Regions from separate parts of the Mus musculus genome. Here region 2 is linked to region 1. The links are chromatin loops, found by intact Hi-C in ENCODE. Cell type or tissue: left cerebral cortex. All regions are shown on one strand.

Region 1 (8,000 bases):
GCTTCAGAAGCTTCATGAATAATTGATCCTGCAAAAGGTGGGTGGAGCTGCTTCTAATGAGAGTCCTGCTCAGTCATTGGGAACCCAGGCCAGCAGCTCCAAAGAAGGCCCACTGCCTACTTGGCAAGGCTACCCTACCGAGATCCCTGCTGCCTACTATAGACGAGGGATTTGTAAGCTTGTGGGAAGTCCACCAGCCATGCACTGTTCAGCACAGCGTGAGCAAACAGAGCAGAGAGAATTGGTGCTGTTGTTGCTTCTATCTCCCCTGAAGACAACGGATCACATGACAGATAACAGATGGGTAACACAGCCACATCCCGCTTAAAAGAGAGAGAGTCCTCTCCGGCCTCCCGCAGGGGTGGAGATAGGGAGGATGATTGGGTAGAGTAGGAGAAATAAAGTTTTATTTTTTTTCTTCACTGTACCGGACGTTCACTTTAGGGCAGTGGTTCCTGTCTTTCCTAATGCCTTGAATACAGTTCCTCATGTTCTGGTGATAAAATTATTTTCACTGCTACTTCGTACCTGTAATTTTGCCGCTGTTATCAATCTCATAATGCAAAACATCGGATATGCAGGATGTATTTTCATAGTTACCCACGGGTTGAGAGCCACCTCCCTAGGGCCTTGCATATGCTAGTAAGCCCTCTACTATTGGACTCAGTCTGTCTGCCTGCCTAGGTTTAATTCCCAGCACCAAATAAACCAAGCATGGTGATGCATACTTGTTTGGAACCAAAGATGAGCACTGGGTACCTGAAATCTCACATAGGATTCTCTGCCTCTCCTTGCAGTCAGACCCCCATGACTGATCGTTCTCCCTAATTTCCCACACCCAACCCATCTTACAAGTCCTATGGGCTCCACTCCTAAAATGGACTTGCAAACTATCACGCTCTCCCAGTCACCTTACTTCCAACCTAGTCTAAGTCAGCAGCTTCTCTCTCCATAGACAGCTGCCACAGACCGGTTCTTACTGCTATGTCATCTAACTCTCCCACCCAAACATATCAGGCAGGTCTCTTTCTGCTTACTGTGTGGACCGCTGACCTAGCAGCTGCCGGGAGCACTTCAGTACAAATCCATTGAAGTTCAATTCGACATTCTGCTCTTTGATCCATTGAAGCCAACGTTTTAGTGCCTGGGATCCACATGGAGAAGGTACACAGATTTTAAAACGTTGACTGTGGCGGGAAGTTCTGGACCATGCATAAGGCCCATTTGGTGACTTGACTTGCCTTTAAAATGAAGCCTAAGTCTCTTAGGGATATAGAAGCCTACCTATGATCTTACCTCCTGCTCCCCACACCGACCTCATCTCCTAATTTAGCTGTTCCTCAAATAGCTACTTTCTGAAGCCTCTTTCTTGTTCTCTATCTCATCTGCTATAGCCCTAGCCCACTGCCCTAGCTGTGGCCCTAGCCCACTGTCACCTTGTCCAGGCTAGCCCTTCCCCAACTTTTGCCTTATTCTCTGCTGACCCAGCTCTGCCTGCCTTCTCTTTCAGTCTGTTTGTCTTTTGTGCTCGCTCTCTCTCTCTCTCTCTCTCTCTCTCTCTCTCTCTCTCTTACACACACACACATCTCTGCTGGCTGTGCTTCTTCTGGGCCATACATATATCCCAATTTGTCCACTACTTGCTGACAAATAATCTGAAAGCTTGCAAAGTTAAGACCTAGCAGAAACAAACTCTGGAAGGATGAGATAGACTGTAGTATGGATGATCCTTACGCCTCTCCTTACCCTGTCCTGCTAGTGAAGGACAGATGATGAGAACGCGCTATAGGAAAGGAGAGGAAGGGAGAGGAGAGAGGCTCTGTGCAGAAAAGAACCAGAAGCTTAGTGTTAGCCAGGGTGGTCCTGAGGATGAAAGGCTTTCCTTGGCTGTCTGACGGGGGGGGGGGGGGGGGACCACTATCTGGCTGTGCCCTTGTACTCAACGAGCACTTTGCTATGTCAAGAGAACAGAGCCTGCAAAACCCAACGGACAGCTTCTGAGTTTTAAAAGCAAATTTATTTATTTATAAAATATTAAAAGCTAGCATGCGGGCGCATAAACATAGTCCCAGCTGCTCAGGAGGCCGCAGCCAGAAGTGGATCACTTGAGTCCAGAAGTATGGGCCCTCATCTCAAAATAAATGAACGGTTGAGTACATGGAAAATATTTACAGGAGAGGGAGAGGGAGGAGTGTGGTTCAGTGGCAAAGCGGATGCTGAGCGTGTTAACAGGTCCCGGGGTTCCAACTCCCAGCACCTCACACACCAAAAACTCTGCACAAATTATCATATGGATGAATGGCAGCACCCTCTCCCACCAAAGTACTAATTGCTGTTCCACACATTAATGGTTATATGGGCCCTACCAAGCCTACTGGGAACTTAAGGACCCAGTCAACAGGGGGGGGGGGGGAGAAGAAGAAGAATGTAGTCTTTGGAAGAGTCTCCTTTTTTCAGATGGCCAGGAAATAGGGTTCCAGAGGCCTGAGCTCTTCTCGTCTCGCCTGCCTGGCTCACTTATTGAATGAGCCCATCAGATCATTATGGGCGGCAGCTAGTATTGATTGTGACCCTGTGAGGTCACGGCTTTGGCTTTTTTTTCTCTCCGTTCTCTCTCCCCTCCCTCTCTCTCTCCTCTGTCTCTTTCCTCCCTGTATCTGTGTGTCACTGTCCCTGTTTGTCTCTGTGCTCTGTCTCCATCTCTCTTCTGTCTCTCTCCTGTCTCTGTGTCTCTCTGCCCCAGTCCCCTCCGCCACCCCCCCCTCCCCGTGTGTGTGTTATCTGTCTGTGTCTTTCTCCTTTTTATGTACTGTTAGGGATTAATCCATGTCTTACCAAATAAGACCTCTACCATTGAGCCACGCCCCCAGCGAGGATCAGGCTTTTTAACTTGCTCATTCTACCAAGGAAGTACTTCACTGTTGTGCTTCTGGGATGCCTGCTCTCTCTCTCTCTCTCTCTCTCTCTCTCTCTCTCTCTCTCTCTCTCTCTCTCTCTCTCTCTCTCTCTCTCTCTCTCTCTCTCTTTGTTTTTGTTTCAAAGCTCAGAAGTCAAGTCACCAGCAAAACTATTTCTTCTCTGCAATTGCGTTGTTTACTGCCTGCTGGGCAAGAGGTAGGCGGGGAAGGAAGGAACAAGAGATTAAAAATGTCTACAGAGGGCAGCAGCGAGCTGCACAGCGCTCACAGAGTTCCTGAGCGGGGCTCCAAAGACTCGCCAGCCCTACCAACGTTAACACAAACTGAACCCTACTAGGTGCAGACAACAGGCTGGATGGAAGCGAGTTCCAGGGCCGGAAAGAGAATCCCGGCCTAAGTCAGGGAGGCCCTGCTGATCTGGCTGCTGGCGCTGGGCTCTAATTCTCTAGAAAAGCATGATAACAGTTTATAACCAAGGAAATAACAGTTGTGGAAGCAGGTGTTCTGGTTTTATCTCAGAGCTCGGGGAAACTGAGGCACGGAGATGGGAGAAGTGGTCAAAATTGAAGCTGTTCTTCAGCTGCCAAATCCTATTGCCTTTCACCTCACCCAGCAGGCTGGCCTGGGTTTCATTTTGTATTCTGGAGAGTTCCTGCAGAGAGCATCTCTGCTAAGTGCCTCAGATCCCTAAGCTTCGTTGGGAGCCATTAAAGATTTCCTGTCTTCCACCAGCTCTGTTGCTGAGAAGGAGGTGTGCGATCCTTTCACAGAAAGAAAAAGACCCCGAAAATACTACATTGGCCTCCAGAGGTCAAAAGTCATTACTCAGGAAGGGAGATACGTTGACCGAACAGATGGGGAGACATTCCTAAGTTATCATTCAGTGTAAGGAGTCCGGTGACAACTGAGTGGCCATTGTGAAGCTTCATCACCCACCTCCAGCACCAGAGGTTCACTGGCTAGCACCCGGGCTGTTGGCTTGCACCGTTGACCTGCCCCGGTTGATTTCTCAATAGTTTGGGCCCTGCTGGGTGTTCATTGGTGCGGTCAGCACCGAGGTTGGTGGATGCAGAAAAGAGGAAACAGGCATGAGAGTCTCCGTGGTGAAAGGATCGCTTCGAATCACCCGGTCTGGGGCGCCTCTGTGTACAGAAGGGGATCAGACCGGTTAGCAGCCGTCCCGGGTCCGATTTAAGGACCCAACGCTCTTCCCGCGGCGCGGCCCCTTTAAGAGGCGCGCCCAGCCCCGTCAGCCGCTCCGCGGCCACCGCCCCCCGGTCCTCCCCTTCCTGCAGCGCTGAGTGCGGGCCGGGGCGGGAGTGCGGCGAGAGCTGGCCGTGTCGAGCGGAGCGCCTGCCCGGAAAGCTGCGGAGCGGGGCGGGGCGGCGCGGGAACCGGAGGCGAGGAGCCCGCGGGGCTGCGGCCGTGGGCCGGCGGTGGGCCTGCTCTGCGGAGGACGGCTCCCGCCGCCGCCGCGCGCGCTGCGGAGCCCCGCACACAATAGCGGCGTGCGCAACCCCGCGCCCTTCCCCCCGCCCGCGCGCGCCCCCCACCCCCAGCCGCCGCCGCCGAGCCTCCCACCTCACCTGCGGCCCCCGGGGGCGGGCATTGTTCGCCGCCGCATCCGCGGGGCCATGGGAGCCACCGGGCTCCCCAGCCCGGGCCCGGTGAGAACGCCGCGCCGCCGCTGAGCCGGACTCCGGGCGCGCAGCTCGGCGGCGCAGGTGAGCCGGCCGCGCCATGGTGGACTCGGTGGGCTTCGCCGAGGCGTGGAGGGCGCAGTTCCCGGACTCGGAGCCGCCGCGCATGGAGCTGCGCTCGGTGGGTGACATCGAGCAGGAGCTGGAGCGCTGCAAGGCCTCCATTAGGCGCTTGGAGCAGGAGGTGAACCAGGAGCGCTTCCGCATGATCTACCTGCAGACGCTGCTGGCCAAGGAGAAGAAGAGCTACGATCGGCAGCGCTGGGGCTTCCGCCGTGCAGCGCAGCCCCCCGACGGCGCCGCCGAGCCCCGAGCGTCCGCCCCGCGCCCGCCGCCCGCGCCCGCCGACGGCGCAGACCCGGCGCCCGTCGAGGAGTCCGAGGCGCGGCCGGACGGAGAGGGGTCACCGAGTAAGGGGCGGTCAGCGTCCGCCCGCAGGCCAGCGGCTGCTGCATCGGCGGACCGGGACGACCGAGGGCCCCCCACCAGCGTGGCGGCGCTCAGATCCAACTTCGAGAAGATCCGCAAGGGACCTGCCCAGCCCGGCTCTGCCGACGCCGAGAAGCCCTTCTACGTGAACGTCGAGTTCCACCACGAGCGCGGCCTGGTGAAGGTCAACGACAAAGAGGTGTCCGACCGAATCAGTTCCCTGGGCAGCCAGGCCATGCAAATGGAGCGCAAGAAGTCCCAGCAGAGCGCCGGGCAGGGCCTGGGGGAAGCACCCAGACCCCATTACCGTGGGCGCTCCTCGGAAAGCAGTTGCGGCCTTGACGGTGACTATGAGGATGCAGAGTTGAATCCCCGCTTCCTGAAGGACAACCTAATAAATGCCAACGGCGGCAACAGGCCCCCTTGGCCGCCCCTGGAGTACCAACCCTACCAGAGCATCTATGTCGGAGGCATGATGGTGGAAGGGGAGGGCAAGAGCCCTCTCCTGCGAAGCCAGAGCACTTCAGAGCAGGAGAAACGCCTAACCTGGCCTCGCAGGTCCTACTCGCCTCGGAGTTTCGAGGACAGCGGAGGTGGCTACACGCCGGACTGCAGCTCCAACGAGAACCTCACCTCCAGCGAGGAGGACTTTTCCTCTGGCCAGTCCAGCCGCGTGTCACCAAGCCCCACCACCTACCGCATGTTCCGGGACAAGAGCCGCTCACCCTCGCAGAATTCGCAGCAGTCCTTTGACAGCAGCAGCCCCCCGACGCCACAGTGCCAGAAGCGGCACCGGCAGTGCCAGGTTGTGGTGTCTGAGGCTACCATCGTGGGTGTCCGCAAGACTGGGCAGATCTGGCCCAGTGATGGGGACAGCACCTTTCAAGGGGAAGCAGGTGAGTGCCTTGTGTGGGCATACTTGGACCTGTTCTGGACTCTTGAAGTAGATTGGCATGGGAGAAAATGGGTACTTTTTGGAGTGATTTTCAAGTGCTTTTGTGCCTCTTTGGCCCTGCGCCTGAACTGACTCCACCCCCTTCTTCCTGAAGGGGAATGGATGGGGGTGGGGGAATAGAAGGGAATGGCTGGTGGTGTGCTCTCTTGGGTCTAGATCTAGAGCAAGGTGGGTTTTGCGGAAGTATTGGGAAAGAGATGGCCACGTGCCCTCTCCAAGCTGGACCACAAAGTCGGTCATCTCTGCCACCTGGATTAACTCCTTGAGTGGGGCGCGGGGGGGGGGTGTGTGAGGGGGAGAAGGTGATCTGTGCAGGCTCTCCACAACCCGCCACCTGGTTGTTCTGGTCTTGGAGTGGTAATATGACACGTTGGGGGAACCCAAGATGTGCAAGCTGCCTGAGGGCTTAGATGTGTCAGATTCACTTGTCAGCCAGTGAGCAGGTGAGGAAAGGAAGCAGAAGTTGTGACTCAGTGGGCTACTGAAAAGCAAGAGGTTGAAGATCTTACGTGAGGTAATCCCACACCATCCTGACTGATTTGGCTTGGACAGGTCTTACCCATCATTACTCACCTGTAGACTCCTCCATCAACTGCCACTGAATTTTGTCTGTCGTTCTTTTTCAAACCCAGTGCTGTGCCAGTTCAAGGCATTCTTACACCTCTGAGTTAGGTCTCCAGACCCCACCTTCTTTTCTGGTCTTCCAGCGTGCTCTTGCCCCACTTCATTTTCTCAAGGGTGAGCTTTCAACAGGTTCTTTTTCTATTTTTTATTTTTTTCCAAGACGGGTTTTTGTGTGTGTGTGTGTGTAGCCCTGGCTGTCCTGGAACTCACTTTGTAGACCAGGCTGGCCTCTAACACAGAAATCCACCTGCCTCTGCCTCCCAAGTGCTGGGATTAAAGTGTGCCACCACTGACCAGTTTATTCAACAGGTTCTTGTTTGAGTCTCCTAATCTATGGTCTGACTCTAGCGCTAAGATAAACCATAACTTCTCGGCTGCACACAGCCACCGTTGGGTGTGTGGGGTAATGGGAAGAGGTTATGGGTTCAAGGTCCAGGCTGAATTTTCAATCGGAGTGAGGTGGGAGGGGTGCCGGCAGGCATAGGACTTGGGGGTGTACAGCTGTCAGGAATCTCTTGGCGTCTTTGCCTCTGTTGATTTGAGCTGATCTGGTCTTTTGCTTCACTGATTTTTCCCCCCCTCTTGCTGATGGAGTTGCACGTGCTTCATTTGTCAGAATCCTCTTGATAAAAAGCGAGGCTATTTTTGGCGCTATTAAGCTGCCTTTCTGTGCCCAGCACCCTGTCCTGTTCAGCAGCCTCCCGCTGCTGATCTTCCTTCCATCTGGGTTGATGCTGTGTGTAGCTGGACCTACCTGCCTCTACCCTGGGCCAGCTGCGTTCCTTGTCTCGGAGGAAGGGATGAGGAGCTGTGAGAGTCAGACATTTGCTCTGGAGGCACAGCAGCCAGCTCCTCTCAGGTCTGGAGGACTGCCCAGTGATTACTGGGCACCAGCCACATCCAGCCAGCTGTTTTTGAGGTGAACTCATCTGAGCTGGCTTTTGGTGCTCTAGTGATTGGGGGCATTTCTCATAAAGAGCACGGAGAGGCTTCCACGGAGACCAGTCTGATATTCTCTTGCCGGTAGGGAGTTCTAAGTTTCCAGAAAGTGGGGCCTAGCCTTTCCTATACCTACCGTAGAAATGACCATGCTGCCAGCCACATAATCAAACGTAGTGCAAGTCTGAGTAGGTAAAAGCAGGATGAGAAGGAGGTGGGCCCTGAGAGGGAGACAGGTTAGCTTCCCAACCAATGGCGTGCAAGGTCATTTCTTTTATTATATTTTTTTCTTTTTTGGTTTTTCGAGACAGGGTTTCTCTGTGTAGCCCTGGCTGTCCCAGAACTCACTCTGTAGACCGGGCTGGCCTCGAGCTCAGAAATCCACCTGCCTCTGCCTCCCAAGTGCTGGGATTAAAGGCGTGCCCTACCCCTGCC
Region 2 (8,000 bases), 52 kb after region 1:
TTCTAACATAAGCATTTGATAACTGCAAATGCATAGTTACCTCAAAACACTGTGTTTAACTCATCATAGAAATTGAGATGCAGTATATTTTGATTTTTTTACTCAGTTGAAACTACTTTCTTGTTTTCCTGGAGACTACCTCTTTGATCCAAAGATTAGTGTGTTTAATAATTGTGTTGAGTTGTTTAGTTTTTTTTTTTTTTCAGTTTAGAGATTTCTCCATTAATCTAGTTATTAGATAACTGTTTGTTTTTCCTTCTCCAAGAGAGACAGGTTCTCTGTGACCCAGAATGATTTAAAACTCATCATAGTGTCACAGGCTGACCTTGAACTCTTGTTTCTGTCTCCCACGTGCTGGGATTTCAAGCATGAGCCACTGCTGTCACCTTGTATGTAGCATGTTGTTTTCAAGACAGTTTTTTTTTAATCTGTGATTTTCAGCACATTGACTAAAATTATGTCCTGTCCGCGGTGTCTTGGCTTACCCTCTTTGGGGTTTATTATGTTCCTTGGCTTTGCAAACTGATGTCTTTCATCACATTTGGGATTTGCTTACCTACTGTTTCTTCCATTGTTTTCCCACCCTCTCTCCACTCTGCGACTCCTGAAGTATAAAATTAGAACTTTTGATGCAGTCCTGTAGATTTCTGAGGGCTTTTGTTTGTTTGTTTGTTTTGTTTTTAGATTTATCTTTAAGTTCAGTGAACCTAGTGACTGAGTTAGGGTTTTACTGCTATGAACAGACACCATGGCTAAGGCAGCTCTTAAAAAATATACTTATTTGGAGCTGGCTTACCGATTTAGAGATTCAGTCTGGTATCATCAAGGTGGGCACATGACAGCATCCAGGCTGGCATGTTACTGGAGGAGCTGAGAGTTCTACATCTTCATCTGAAGGCTGCTAGGAGAAGACTGGCTTCCAGGCAGCTAGGGTGAGGGTCTTAAAGCCCACAGGCACAGTGACACACCTGTTCCAACAAGGCCACACCTCCTAATAGTGCCACTCCCTGGGCTGAGCATATTCAAACTGTGATACCCAGGGTCGCTCCATTTACTGTTGGTTTCAGGGAATTTTGTCTTTGCCTCCTTGGGTTCCCCCTCCTGTGGTGCTGTGGATTAAACCCCTTGCCCTGTGCAGGGTGGGCGAGTGCTCTACCACCGAGCTATATCATTAGCCCTGTGGGGGCTTTGATTTATCTGCTCAGAACTCCTATCTCTCCTCTTTGCATTTGTTTCAAGACTCTTTCTTTGCTCCTCTTTGGTGATGGTTGTAGTGGTTGCATTAGAGTTTTACTCTTGATAATCCCAGCATTTGGGTTGTGTGTTGACACTTGACATTTTCTCTCGGTGTTTGTTTTGGTTGCCTACTTTATTGGCAGGTAATCTGGGATAGTGTCTCGGACGTTTTGAATATTATGAATATTATGGGGCCCTGGGTCCATTAGAGGTGTTTGGATAGGTAGTCAGCCAAGGCAGAAACATACTGAACATCCTGGCACCTTTCCTGGCTCTGCGATTCCAGCATCCATTCTACGATGTAACCCCCTGTGGTCAATCTGAAGTCCGTGCCTTGCTGACTCTAGTGATGCCACACTCGTGCAGCTGGGGAGTGGGTGAGGCCAGTCTTCAGATGTAAACTTTGGAGGTGGGGGTTGGGATCAAAACAGGGTTTTTCCTTGTAGCCCTGGCTGTCCTGGAAATCTCTCTATAGACCAGACTGGCCTCGAACTCACAGAGACCTACCTATCTCTGCCTCCCAAGTGCAGCAGGTCCACCATCACTGCCCAGCTTACGTGCTCACATGTATTCTTTAAAGATCTTTTTCTCCAGACCCTCTTCCACCACAAACTTCCATACATTCCACCTCTTGAGACCCATCCTTTCAGGTGTTCTGACTAGAAACACAGGAATTTCACCCTCCGTTACAGTGCGCAAGTTCTACCCTCACAGTCCACTGCCACTGTGCCAGTGAAGAAGACCAAGTGTCCTTCCTCTGCAAAGGCATTACCTAGTGGTATGAGACCACTGTAGCTTATAGGGCCACTCCCGCCACCTATGTGAGAAGGAAGACAAATGCCCTGTTTTTGCTAGTACTTACCGGTAGCAAGATGAACTCAGGAGAGTTCAGGCAACTACAGGATCCCCTTTGATCTTCTGGCTGGCAGACACCAGCCTTTCTGCATGCCTGGGTTTTAATTTTCATGTCTGCACCTGTCAGTGGTTGTAGGTTACTCTGGTGCCAATAAGAAGTAGAAAAATATAAAAAGTCATTGATAGAGCATCATCTTTATTTGGTTTTGGTTTTGTTTGTTTTTTTTGGGGGGGGGGATGAGTTTTATTCAAGGGTATGTCATGTTAGGTTCATGGGGAAAGGTATGGTCTTAGAGTTTTACTTCTGTGAAGAGGCACTATGACCACAGCAACTCTTACAAAGGAAAGCATTTACTTGGAGTTGGCTTATAGGTTTGGAAGTTTATTCCATTATCATGAGAGGAAGCATGAGGTGTGCAGGCAGACATGGTGATGGAGACTTCTACATGCCCAAGACATCTTGATCTGAAGGCAGCCAGGAGATACCCAGGGCAGAGAACTTGAACACTAGACCTCAGAGCCTGCCTCCATGGTGACACACTTCTTCTAACAGGGCTACACCTACTCCAAAAAAAGCCACACCTTCTAATGGTGCCTCTCCTCATGGGCCAAGCATTTGAACATATGAGTCTATGGGGCCAAACCTATTCAGACCACCACAGATATGGTTTCTCACCAGGAACTCAAAAGTTGAAGCCTGCTTGCCTCTCCCTCATCCCCACTTCTTTCTGGGTCTGTTGGGTAGTCCAGGTTGGCATGGAGCAGCCCACTGTCCTACCTCAGCATCCCAAGTCCTACCATAACAGACGTGTGTCCCCGGCTCTAGCTCCTACTTGGTGTGTTGGTGTATGTGTGTTGGAAACAGTACCTAGCTGTGTAGTCCTTCCTGCCCTCATACTCCAGAGTGCTGGGGTTCTAGGCGTATATATGCCACCACACCCAGCTGTCAGCGTCTGCTTTCTAGAGAAAAGTATACTCGTTGATTTGACTCCAGGGGGCAGAGCACACGTGTGCTGCAGGGTGCATGTAGAGATCTTTCTCTTTCCTCCCACCCTCTGGGCATCAGGGATCAATCCTAGTTCTTCAGACTTGGCAGCAGGCGTCTGTACTTGATGAGCCGGCTTCCTGCTTAGCTTCTACTTTTAAATGTCTTGTTTTCTGTGTGTGATGGTACTGCCTGAGGCAGATCATTTCCTCAGGATTCTGAGGCTGACCACCTAGGTTTTTCATTTCTGTCTTCCACATTAACTTTATCGATCTATCGATCTATCATCTGCCTGCCTATCTATCTATCTATCTATCTATCTATCTATCTATCTATCTATCTACTGGGACAGGGTCTCACTATGTAGCCTTGGGTATCCTGGAACTCTCTGTAGATCAGACTGGCCCTGAACTGACAGAGATCTGCCTGTCTCCACCTCCCAAGTACTGGATTTAAAGGCCCACACCGCCACCACTAACAGCCACTGCCACGCTAACTTTCTATGACCTTTCCTGACTTCCTTTAACCTCATTGAAGCTGAGACTCACACTGTGTGATTCAGGCCTGCCTTTGGTGCCTACATTTTTTTTTCCTCCCAGACTGGCTGATTGGAGCGGTTTGTAGTTTGTGAGCCCCCTGGGCCTATTGTAACTCCACTACTCCAGAGTATATGAGGAAGTCAGAAACGGAATGCCCTCTCTGGTCCGTGGTCTAAAAGCAGGACCGTAGGCTAGGAAGCTGGAGACTCTCAAGGACAAATACCTTCAGTCTCCTTGAAGTTGGCCAGAGGAGCAGGCACATAGAGTGGAGCCAGGGAGTGAAGAGTAGAAGGGCCAAGGTAAAGATCCAGAACCTTTGTGTCTTGTCGGAGCCCACACCACCCACAGTGAATGTTAAGTATGGGAGTAGGTGGGGACAGAATTCATAGGTTCACGTGTTCCATTAGACTGCCAGATGGCGTCCAGGGATCCAGGCAAGGATGTACCACACATTCCTGCTAAATTCCTTGGCTGTTTCCCACAGCAAAGAGAAGGGAACATGGTCAGCCTAGGTGGTGGGCAGAGCAGCGCCAGCCAACCCCAGCACGTGTGTGTGTGTGTGTGTGTGTGTGTGTGTGTGTGTGTGTGTGTGTGTGTAGTGTGTGTAGTATGTAGTGTGTGTAGTGTGTGTGTGTGTGTTGTGTGTGTGTGTAGTGTGTGTAGTGTGTGTGTGTGTGTGTGTAGTGTGTGTGTGTGTAGTGTGTGTGTGTAGTGTGTGTAGTGTGTGTGTAGTGTGTGTGTGTGTGTGTATGTGTGTATGTGTGTGTGTGTGTTGGGAAGGAGTCCATAAGGCTCCTAGTTCTGCCCAGCACGTTCTGCTGGTGCATTTTTTAAAAAGGTGTGGAGGTGTACCTATGTGACAGTAAAGTGGATAAGCTGTCTCTGAAAGAAAACCCTCTTTTTTCCATGTTAGAACAAGAGCAGCCACTGTTTCCATAGCACCTATCCCATGCCTGGCTGTTCCTACCAATCCAGCACAGCTCTTTTAGGGTTTCCGTGACTAATCTCTGCTGACAAAGGACCTTGGGGAGAGACGGTAGCTCATCTGGTACAGTATGGCCAGGCATAGTGAGGGTGGGACCTGGCATGGTTTGTCAGGTTTGCAAGAGGCTCCACCAGGGATGCATTCCCTGCCAGAGCACTGCGTGTTCTGTTCTCAACAACTGCATAGGAAAGGGGGGAAAAATACCCACCTGGGTGTGGGGCTGGGTTATAGGCTGGTAGGAAGGAAGGCCTGGCATGCTGCGTAGCTAGGAGGCAGTTTCTGGGAGTCTGTGGCCAGGGATTATGTTATCTCCCTAAAGCTTCATATATTTGTGGCCTGAGGAGTTTCTCACACTGACAGTGAGGTGGGCTCTGTAGTTAATGTGCATGCAGGTGTCTGTGCCTAGCCTACAAAGAGTATTAAGTCGGGCAGTAGACGTTAGTAGAAGTACCTAGAACAGAACAGGCATGGGGCAGCTATGGGATGCCACCGAATAAAGCAGCTAGAGGCAAAAAAGGGAGGTGAGTCCTGCCATCTATGTGGAGAATCAAAATGTGAGAAAGATATCTAATAGGTGGTTTTGTGAGCCACCCCATGTGGTTGCGGAGAATTGAACTCAGGACCCCTGGAAGAGCAGCCAGTGCTCTTAACCACTGAGCTATCTCTCCAGCCCAGAAAGATTCCTAATAAAAGACTTTTAAACTTTTTAAAAAATATTCAGAGTGCCCACATGTTATTCAGATTTGTGTGCACGTGTGTGCACACGTATGTATGCATACGTGTGTGTGTGTACATGTGTGTGTGTGCACACGTGTGCATCCATGTGCACACATGCTAGTGTGATCATGTAGAAGTGAGGATGCACCTTTCAGGAGTCGGTTTTTTCCTTCCACCATACGGGTCCCAGAGATCAAACTCGTTGGGCTTGGTAAGCAAGTACCTTCCCGTGAAGTCATCTTGCCAGGCTTAATAAAAATTTTAATTAAAAAGAGAGCTTGTGAACAATGAGGATCCCACAGGAAACCTTTCTTCCTGTGCGCCCACCCCTGTCTCTTGGGGCCTTTAACATCCCTAAGCGGTACCCTTTGGGAGCTCTCTCCGCTGAGGGCCGTGCCGGCTCCAGCTCCTGCTCTGGCTCCAGCTCCCACTTGGGTGCTCACTGCTTGCAGAGAGCTTCTGAGCAGCTTGTGCAGACTTAGGGCTCTGGCTGCGACTCCGTGTTGTACCCACTGGCCCTTTTCCTGGCAGAGGCAGCCTGTCTTGTTTGTCCTCCTGGTGACAACAGGCTGTTCTTGTTTGGAAACAAAAGATACCATCACTGCCTTTGTATGTCTTATTACTGTATTTCCCTCCTTTCCTAAAACACAAAGCTAGTGCCGGCGGCCTGTTTGTAACTGCCAGGCTCAGTGGACACGTACATGGTGTGCATCCTCCTGGTCTCACCCTGGGACCTGACCTATCTCAGCATGTGTACCTTCTAGGGCACTGGTTCTGAACCCATTGGGGTGGGGGTTGTTGAATGACCCATTCACAGGATCTCATATCAGAGATCTTGAATATCAGATATTTACATTATGGTTCATAAGAGCAAAATGACAGCTATGAAGTAGCAATGAAAATAATTATATGGTTGGGTGGGGGTGGGGGTGGTCACAGCGTTAGGAGGGTTGAGACCTATTGGTCTGGGAGCTCTTAGGAAAAGGAATAGGTCAGCCAGAGGGACTGGACACAAGGTATGGGTAGCTTTCCTGGTATTCAGTAACCAAAAAACATCACTTTGAGGTTTTGTGACTCGTTCCCAGTGAGCTCAGCCTATTCACCTTGCAGATAAAGCTGAGACCTAGTGTAAGTCCTCTAGTGAGTATCAGTTGTGGCCATTTGTCTGAACATCTCTTCCCTCCCCTCCTCTCCCTTCCCCTCCCATCTTCTTCACTGTCTCTCTCTCTCTTGTTCCCTTCTCCCTCCCTCCCCTCCTCTCTCCTCTTTTTTCCTTCCCTCCCTTACCCCCGTCCCTTCTCCTCTCTGACCGCCACCTGCCTTCTATATCCTCCTCTGTCTTTTCCTCCCCTCCCCATCTTCCCCTCCCCTCCCCTTCTCTCCCTGTCTCTCCTTCCCTCCCTTCCCTGCTTCCCCTCCCCTCCTTGGTCTCCTGTAGCTAGAGCAGGCCTTGGACTTGAGTAGTTGAGAATGACTTACTTCTGATCCCCCTGCCTCCACCTCCACGGAATCACAGGCGTGTCCCACCTACGCAGTGTTGGAGATCAAACCCAGAGTTCCATGCGTGCTAAGCAAGCATTCTACCAACCAACCGAGCTATATCTCTAGTCCTGTGCATTCTTTTCTTCTGACAGTTTCACAGAGACCCCGGCACTCCTGGGATTCTCCAGAGACTACAGTTTATTTATATTAATTTATTCGTGTCTTTAAATCTCCTGTATATCGGGCACCCCCGACCCCCCACTGTCGGCCATGTGTTTGGTTCACATCGAACTGTGTGAGTTTAGCTGTCCTGATGTCTTCACTGTCTAAGCCACTGATGGGTTCTCAGTGGTCCTGTGGATGTGTAGTTGTTTGCTTATCAGTTTAGATCTGGATACTGTAATATGGTACGGTGTAAGTGGTCTAGAGGTGTGTTCTACGAATGGGCCCTGCATTTTAAATGGTCATCAGCCCACAGAGGGACCAGAATAGTCCCCTTTCTTGAGCAAATATGAAAAACTGAAAGAAGATCCATAATCTGCATGTGAGTGTTGAGTAGGAAAACCCTATAGAGTGAGAGAAGGGACTCTGGAGACTTCCCTGGCCCGGGCAAGAGCAAGACTCAGCTTAAGCCTCCCCTGGAGAGGAGGGGGTCATGAAGATGACTCATAGGCCCGTCACATGAGGTTGCTATGAGCCAAGTGCTATGGAACACCCAGGGGCCCAGGCTGCTCAGGCCGCGGTGTGCACTGGAAAGCACTAGTAGGGACCAGTTAGACAGGGTCTACAACTCAGCCCAGATCTCTGTTCACACTTTGTCCTTAATGCTCTTGATTTCGTAGCAAGGATGAGGATAGAAAGAAGCAGAAACCAGGCTCCCATTTCACCTGCATCTCTAAGCCTTGACAGCGTTTCTGCCTGACCCTCAAGGCGGAATCCTGGGTACGAAGCTTGTGGAAGTGATGCCCACGAAGAGCCCTCCCCTCGAGGAAGAAGAGTAACATTCACGTCTGCATGTTCTCAGACGCACTGAGAGACACTCAGAATAAAGACCTGTGTGTGACACAAGGTGCAAAGGGGGCACTGAGAGACACTCAGAATAAAGACCTGTGTGTGTACCAGGGTTTTTCAGTCTTAGTCTAGCCAGACTTTAATAGAGGTACTGCCCTCTGGGAGACTTAAATCACCAGTAATTTCTCTG

What was found. Peaks named below come from ENCODE experiments on the same cell type or tissue, not always from the same donor. Only the 100,000 strongest peaks of a DNase experiment are listed, where the experiment ranks them.
Region 2: a loop joins it to region 1, with 3 times the contacts of the local background. A loop is called at or near these places in 14 of 42 quality-filtered maps.

What each region holds. Positions count from the first base shown.
Region 1 is chr10:75,056,368-75,064,367 of GRCm38, forward strand. It overlaps Bcr (BCR activator of RhoGEF and GTPase), which reads left to right and starts at 4,529. Exons shown (of 23, transcript NM_001081412.2): 1 at 4,529-5,943. The coding sequence starts at 4,659. In left cerebral cortex, a CTCF peak has its summit at 3,171; DNase peaks (open chromatin) are centred at 117, 2,895, 3,171, 3,564 and 6 more places; H3K4me3 peaks cover 4,700 bases; H3K27ac peaks cover 1,839 bases.
Region 2 is chr10:75,107,960-75,115,959 of GRCm38, forward strand. The region is part of intron 1 of Bcr (BCR activator of RhoGEF and GTPase); the gene reads left to right. Among named protein-coding and RNA genes, the nearest start is that of Bcr, 51 kb to the left of the region's middle. In left cerebral cortex, no CTCF peak of the experiment used is centred here; DNase peaks (open chromatin) are centred at 4,006 and 4,616; H3K27ac peaks cover 696 bases.